Regions from separate parts of the Homo sapiens genome. Here region 1 is linked to region 2. The links are chromatin contacts, found by Hi-C in ENCODE. All regions are on one chromosome and are shown on one strand. The core of a region is the stretch at or near the end of the contact, and the rest is flanking DNA. Distances in the headings are between cores, read along the strand shown. Region 1 has its middle 16 kb from the start of LRRC52-AS1. Region 2 holds the start of NUF2 (NUF2 component of NDC80 kinetochore complex).

Region 1 (3,929 bases), core at 970-3,469, 2.3 Mb before region 2:
CCATCCTGGCTAACACGGTGAAACCCCGTCTCTACTAAAAATACAAAAAGTTAGCCGGGCGTGGTGGCGGGCGCCTGTAGTCCCAGCTACTCGGGAGGGCGAGGCAGGAGAATGGCGTGAACCTGGGAGGCGGAGCTTGCAGTGAGCCGAGATTGCGCCACTGCATTCCAGCCTGGGCGACCAGCGAGACTCCGTCTCAAAAAAAAAAAAAAAAAAAGAAAAAGAAAATTAAAGAGAGTCAGCCTGCTGTTTCTAGTACCCCTTTCTCTGTTATACCATTTCAGAGCTCTACGGAGAACAAGACGCTAGACTCCTAATGAAGATAGATTCCAGCTAAGATTCAAAAATAAAACAAGAAAAACTCCCGAGGGACCTATGGGGAACTGACTGGGCAGAGCTGCTCAAAGATGTGAAAATTATAGTAACACTGGTTTTATAAGTCAGAGCCCAGATCATCAAAGCACAACGTAACATGGGTATATCTCCATAATGGAAAAGGAAGACCTTTCCTTTTATTAATAATGTTCCTGGAAAAGCAACTCTATATATAGGGAACTCAGAATTACAGCACCCTTTGTGTAGTCAGAAACAAGCTTGGAAGTGAAGTAAAAACAGTATAATAATGTGAGCAATGGGAAGCGACTTCAGCAGAATGGAGGCAAAGCCATTGTGAGAATAGGAGAGATTCAGCCAGGCACCTTCAAAAGAGAAGGGAAGGGGGTGACACAATGATTTGAAAAGTACAAAGATGTAATGTATGTAGGGCTTTAAAAATTAACATTGTTTTTCCTTTCAGAAAATAGACAAGGTCTGCACAGCTAAGAACAATTCCATGTTTTATGTGCATTTGATGAAAAAACAACTGAAGTAAATCTAAAATAATTCTGACGAAGAACTGACCACAGTCTATGACTCCTGAAGGTTTCTGAAGAATGTAGCATACATGCTCTGAGTGTTGATTGGATGCAGATTCTTTGCTGGTCATTCAGGCTTCCTTCTATCCTTTCTCTCCTGGGCCTATGAGTTAAATCAGCCATAAGACTGACAAACACGCAGCTTGGATTTTCAGGGACAGGACTAATTTAAACCAGCCACTTTCTCCACAAGTTCAATAGCTTTTTTTTCCATCTTGTATCCTGATAATGGACCAGAAAATACAGTCCTTTTATCCATGAAACAAAAGCTTGCAGAATTTTCATTTCCTTCTATTTTCACCTCCATTGGTTCAGCTGTTGTCTTTCTTCTTTCAAACTTTTCAATTATTTCTTTTTTCTTTCCTCTCTGTTATCTTTCATTATTCTCGTATTTTCCCCCTGAAACTCTAGTCCTTGCTAGGTCTCACTAGTGTGCAGAATGGGATTGGCAGAATACCAATCACCTCACCTCACCTTCCCTCCTCCCCTCTTCTCCTCTCCCTTGATTTCCCCTCCCCTCCCACTCCCTCCTTTCTTTCCTTCCTTCTGACGGTATTCTCTTCCCCAGAAGCAGCATTTTCTTCTTCCACTCAGAACCTTACTTCACCAACATGCCCACGCCTTCCCTGAACCTACAAAATTAGTGAGTTTCTCATGAGACCTGCTGCAACTGTCCCCACCCAGGGCTGTCATTACTATTATTGGGTTGTTTTGTTTTTCGATCTCAGGAGCAAACTCTGGAGTCGAGATCCAGTCACCTCCTTCAGCACACGACGGCAGGGTACCCGCAGGGTGTGATCTCAGACACGCAGGGGAGGGCTCCGTGGGCCCCTCGCATATCCCAGCACTCTCACTTCCTGGGATTTCTCTGAAACCATCCTTTTGGCCCCACAGGAACACTCGACTTAAAAGTCTCGGCTCCTCCCTTAACTGGAAAATTGAGCTTTAGTCACTAACATCCATTTCACACGCCAGGGGAAATACAGCCCCCTTCTCCGTCCTGTTTCTGCACCCTAACCCCGCCCTCCCAGGCAAGCTGACCACTCAGCTCGGGCGTGGCAGAGCCTGATTGGTGGATCACAGAAAGCGCGCTAGAGAGGGCGGAACTCATTGGGCAGACTCTCCGCGCTTGGGAAGTGCAGTCGCTCACGCAGGGACTTTGACTGCTGCTCTGGGCGGCCTGTTGCCACAGCAACCGTTGAAGCTCTGGGCTGCTGAGGTCGCCTGGCAGCGCGCTGAGCCCCACGCAGGTCCCGGGCGTGCCAGGGACACAAACCCCAGTTCCTTCAGAAAGCCTTCCAGATCGACGAGGAGAGATGGTATATCCCCGATGGCTCCGCCTCGGCTAGCCGGGGGAAGCCCTTTTATTCGTCATCCCCAAAGCATTCTTATTATTCACCCTTAAAGTAAAAATCCACTTGCTTTTGACCGGGGCACAAGAAATACTTTTATTTTATGAGTCAGTGTAATTGTTTAAAATAAGTAAGCTCTGAAAAGGTCGGCAATCAGCCTTTCTGTCACTTCCCTACTTTTGGCCTTTTATATGAAAAACAAAAACAAAAACAAAACAAAACAAAAACAAACAAAAAACCTTTCCTGATGTTTTTTTATATACTTGCTAGACATTTACATTTTGTTATTTGGGTGCTTACAGTGTGTTTCCGCCCACGTAGAGAGATTACACCACGAATCCCTTCCACCTTCTGAGGAAGTAGGTGCAGTTTACCTACTTTCCATTTTCAGATATGTTAAAAGAAGCAGAAAGAGTAAAGGAATATGTCGAAGTTACTCCCGGTGGGATTGGGGCTGGCCGTTGTAAGGGACATTCCCACCATCTCATTTCGAACCACCTTGGTTTACAGAGAAGAGACCTGGTTTTCTGTCAGAAGGTGGAGGGTACTGCTGGAGGAAGTGGGTAATAAGCAGACAAAAAGGGAAAGTGGGAGAATGTACCCGGCATTCTTGGGTATCCTCAGTGTAAAAATATTTTCCTTTCCCGAGTCGTTTTTATTTTATTTTTATGTATGCATGTATGTACACATTTTAGCAAATAGTCAAAAAGCATCTGGAACTAAGTAGATCAATAAGCTGGTTGGTGCCATTTTCTTTTCTTTTCTTTCTTTCTTTCTTTTTTTGAGACAAGGTCTCACTCTGTCACCCAGGCCGGAGTGCAGTGGCGCTCTCAGCTCACTGCAGCCTCCACCTCCTAGGCTCAAGTGATCCTCCCACCTCAGCCTCCCAAGTAGCTGGGACTACAGGCATGCGCCACCACACCTGGCTCATATTAGTATTTTTTTGTGGAGACGGGGTTTTGCCATGTTGGCCAGGCTGGTCTCGAATTCCTGAGTTCAAGTGATCTGCCCATCTCGGCCTCCCAAAATGCTGGGAAACACAGCGCCCAACGTAGGGCTCAAACCCATGACCCTGAGATTAAGAGTCTTATGCTCTACCAACTGATCTAGCTAGACACCCCGTTTTGGAATTTAAAAAGAAAAAGAAAAAAATATGACTGTTAAAGAATGTACTGGTTTTCTTATGTAACTTGGAAAGTGATTCCAAAGAGGAATTCCATGAACGTTCTGATCAGTGTGGCAGCGTCACTTGGAATTAGATATGTAGCTATAGGGAGTCCTTTGAAAGACAATGCTCATTTGGGTGTCTAAATTTCGATAATTAAAATTAGTCCATCTTTCCTTCTTTCTTTCTCTCTCTTTCTTCCATCTTTGTCTCATTTTCACACAAAGGATTTGGAGAAATGGCTTAATAGAGTCATTTCATTTAAAGCTACTTTGAAATATAAACAATAAACAAACATGAAGTGTATTACTATTATTTTAGGCATTGCCAAATTTATTACTGAAGTTCTTACTTCAGGTGAAACCCCATCTCTACCAAAAAATACAAAAATTAGCTGGGCGTGGTGGCACACGCCTGTTATCCCAGCTACCAGGGAGGCTGAGACATGAATCACTTGAATCCAGAAGGTGGAGGTTGCAGTGACCCGAGATTGTGCCT
Region 2 (3,560 bases), core at 139-2,638:
CAGCCTTAAAAACTGTTCATAAAAGGACTGGACCAAAGAAAGACTTCAGAAAAAGTCACTTTTCCAAAAAAGCTGCATCTGAATTAGAGAGTATTGCAATAGAAAGCGTAGGTGTAAAGTATCTTCATAATTATTATCACTTGTTCCTCTCTTCTCTAATGTTTGGCACTCTGCTATCAGATTAATCCTTATAAAAACACTTAACGCATCATATAATATTTGTATGAAAATACTTCAATTACTCACCTTACCCACCACATCAAATTCAAATTTTTCTGCTAGGCTTCTAAACCCTTTAATAATTGAATGAAATTTCTGCTCCAAGTTAGTCTCCTAACTTTCCCAAACTTCCAGTATTTCCTTTTGGAACCTCCTCCAATATCCAAATTCTATCATTCTTTCGAAGTACAATTTCAGTTACAATTTATTCATTAACGAGAGATGAAGACACTTTCCAACTACATAGTTTGAGCTCCTAGGTGGGATAAAGTATATAAATGACTTAATATATATGCAGTAATACTCTGTCTAACGAGTAGCAAAGATTAACCTATAATTACTCATCTGGTTTCTCATTTATTTGCAGCACCACGATGCTGAGCAGAGTGAGTAGGTACTAAAAGTACTCTGTTAAATTTTACACACTTCGTTTTGTTAAAATAAACTATTTGTGGACATCACAGTTCCACGAGGCAGAGATTAAACAAAAATAAACAGAAATGGCTCCCAACTTCAATGAATTAAGTAAAACGTTCCTTGAACTTTTAAAAGGAACAATGATGGCGTTATGCATGCGTAGTGCTATATATGCGCTGCTCTTTTCCTTTGAATTTTGGATTAGGTGTGATATTTTTACCTTTTCATTCATGGTTTTGGATTTGGTTAAGAAACGTTTGGCAACGGAGATGTGTAAAAAGCTGACAAGCATCTGCAGCCAAATAAACCACATTACCACCGCCTTTCCAAAAATCACACATAAATGTATGCCTAACTTGAACAATTTCAGCTCAAGCTCGTCTTCTTCGGTCTATGCTGCACCAGAAAACACCCGTTAGTTTAGTAGGAACTGAGCTCTGGTTGTTTCTGGGACTAACATCAAATAAAAAGTAACGACGGGCCCGCCCCTCACCTCCCAGGCTCTGGTTTCTTCCGCCTCCTCCCACCGCTGAGCACGACGAAAACACCGCCAGGCCCAGCGTCCCGGCACCTGCCCGCGCCTTGGGATGGAGAAGGCGTCTGTCTGCAGGCTTCCTTCCTCCGTCCTCTCGCGCTCACCTACAGTGCCGGCCGCCGACAGGAAGACGGCGAGTTCGGGGAGCAGCTACAAGCAAAGTCAAAAATCAGCAAACGTCAACCGTCATCACTTTTCAAACTTGCCGCCTCCTACTGGAAGTCCCGCCCCATTCCGCCAAGCCCACGTCCAACCGCGACGGATGCCGGTTGGGCTCAAGAGACGCCAGGCAGGTGGGACTGGAGTTGTCATGGAAGGGGCAGGGCGCAGGGCGGAACCATTGCTCGCGGAGCTGGCGTCGAGTCGGAACCTCGGACTGCAGGAAGTGGGAGCACCGCGGTTTCGGGGAAGAGACCGGGGTTGAGCGTCTAGCCCATCTCTGCGTGACTTCCGCCAGCGTTTAGAGCGTTTTCGGGGTCCGAGTTGAAGAGCAAAACCAAGTGAAGGAAACTTCACTAAGTTCAGGGTGACAAGGGAGGAAGTACAGAGGTAATTTATAGAATTCCAGAGTAATAATAACTTGTTGAACATTGATTATGTGCCGGGTTTTGTTAGATGCTTATAAGCATCATCTCATTTAGACTTCATTAAAGGGGAGAAAAGGGATAGTGGAGAGATACTATCATCCCCTCAGGTGAGGGCTCTGAATCAGAGAATGCAGTTCTCTGCGCACAGTAGTTCACAAGTAGCATAGCTGGGATATGAACACACATCCTCTGACTCTGTGCTCATAAGCACGACTTCAAGAGGTGGAAGGAACATAACAGTTCATCTGGTCAAATCCTCTCGCTTTCACCGATATGAAAACTGGACTCAGAGAGAAGTGATTTGTTAGAAGTTATACAGTAAGTGGGACTGTAAAGTAGAAACCAGGTCTCCTGATTTTAGCTTCTCCCTCTTCGATCAGTGCTTTTCACCTCTGAACTGTTCCCCAAATTTGCACATTCCTGAGTGAGTTGCATTCTTCAGATAAGGGGCCCTGAAATCTGTATTTTTTTACATGGTATTTTGTTTGTTTGTTTTGGCAAGAGTGGAAACACTGCATTTAACACAAGTTAGGAAGCCATGGCAGGCCTGGTTGTCAGGGGAGAAAGCCATTAAGTTTTATTGAGGTTTGGGACAGGAGAAGACGTAATAGGACTTGTATCTGGTCACAGAGTAGAGCATCATCTGGTGACAGTCGTGTGTTGGATGGGGAACCTGAACTGAATTATGTGAAAAAAGTGCTAGAAAGGTTGTATTGAATGTAGACACAAATTCCGCTGCTTTGTCCTGTCCTGAAGAACTAAACCTATTGATAGTGAAGTCTATACCAATTCTAAATAAAAATACATTTCATATCATTAGTTCAGGGCTTTTGTCTTTCCTTTCAATGTCTATTTACTGATGTAAGTCTCAAAGTCGGAATCTAGTAAGACCCAAAAGGACATTAAGAAAATAGATTTTAAAAAAATATTAGAGTCAGTGAGGAAAGCAGAAAAAAGAGACCTGTCTCATTGACACTTGCCAAATCAAATTGATTACTGATACATGCATAATTTCCACCAAATTATATGTCCTTAGAGGCAGGGAAGGGAACCATAGCGTAGTGACTGAGAGCACATCTCTACGGTCAAAGGGAGTTGGATTGAAATCCCTGATCACACCATTTACTACCTAGGTGGACTTAGGCGAGCTATTTAACCTAACTGAGCTCGTTTCTGCATCTTTAAAATAGGGTGACAGTTCTATCTGCTTTATACGGTATCATGAAGATTAAGTGAATTAGTTCCTGTAGAGTGCTTAATTAAGTGCCTGGCAAAATTGTGAGTACTTGAAAAGTATTAGCTGTTATTTTGACTATTATTATTTATACATGGTCCCTAGGAAAATACCTTGCAAGTGGCAAGTGCTCAACAAATGTCTAAATTGTCGTTGAGAATCTAGAAAAAAAACCAAGCGATTTATGTGAAAGCCAAGATTAGAATGGACCATGGAGAAAGAGAAAAATGAGGCAAAGGAAGAAAAGAGCAAGACAACCATTTTGTTATATCAACAATAAATATTGTTTATTTGGGGGTTAATATTACTATTGATGTGATAAATTGAGTTATATTAGAAGTAAATTATTTATTTAAAAAATGAGTGTTTATTCAAATTACCTTAATTAGAAGGTTAAATCTGACTTTTTAAAACTTTTAGTTGCCTGATACTGGTCAGTGTAAGGTAGAAGGTGGAACATCAGAATTCTCAACCTAGACATTAGTCTAAGAGTTTTGTTATCACCCATAAAAACACAGACTATTGCAGAAAACTTTAGTATTCTTTCTGATTGTAGCATCATAATTTT

What was found. Hi-C counts contacts between places; a loop is a spot of excess contacts on that map. Pooled maps may share reads with other maps.
Region 1: a loop to region 2 is called in a map of naive thymus-derived CD4-positive, alpha-beta T cell, with 9 times the contacts of the local background. The contact joins the enhancer-like site here to the promoter of NUF2 in region 2. A Hi-C loop is called at or near these places in 2 of 168 maps with a recorded cell type or tissue (Right ventricle myocardium inferior and naive thymus-derived CD4-positive, alpha-beta T cell), 2 of 37 single-sample maps with no recorded cell type and 8 of 50 pooled maps.

The regions. Positions count from the first base shown.
Region 1 is chr1:165,596,366-165,600,294 of GRCh38, reverse strand. It overlaps the pseudogene TRK-CTT13-1. Among named protein-coding and RNA genes, the nearest start is that of LRRC52-AS1, 16 kb to the right of the region's middle. RefSeq lists a silencer at 3,905-3,929. Within about 2 kb of position 2,219, at least 30 of the 41 ENCODE cell types and tissues checked have a DNase peak (open chromatin) inside an H3K27ac peak, as active enhancers do.
Region 2 is chr1:163,319,782-163,323,341 of GRCh38, reverse strand. It overlaps NUF2 (NUF2 component of NDC80 kinetochore complex), which reads right to left and starts at 1,388. Exons shown (of 14, transcript NM_145697.3): 1 at 1,130-1,388. LOC127814295 (a long non-coding RNA gene) reads left to right here and starts at 1,607. Exons shown (of 5, transcript NR_182654.1): 1 at 1,607-1,720. It also overlaps a transcript of RGS5 not described here. RefSeq lists enhancers at 1,169-1,398, 1,439-1,648.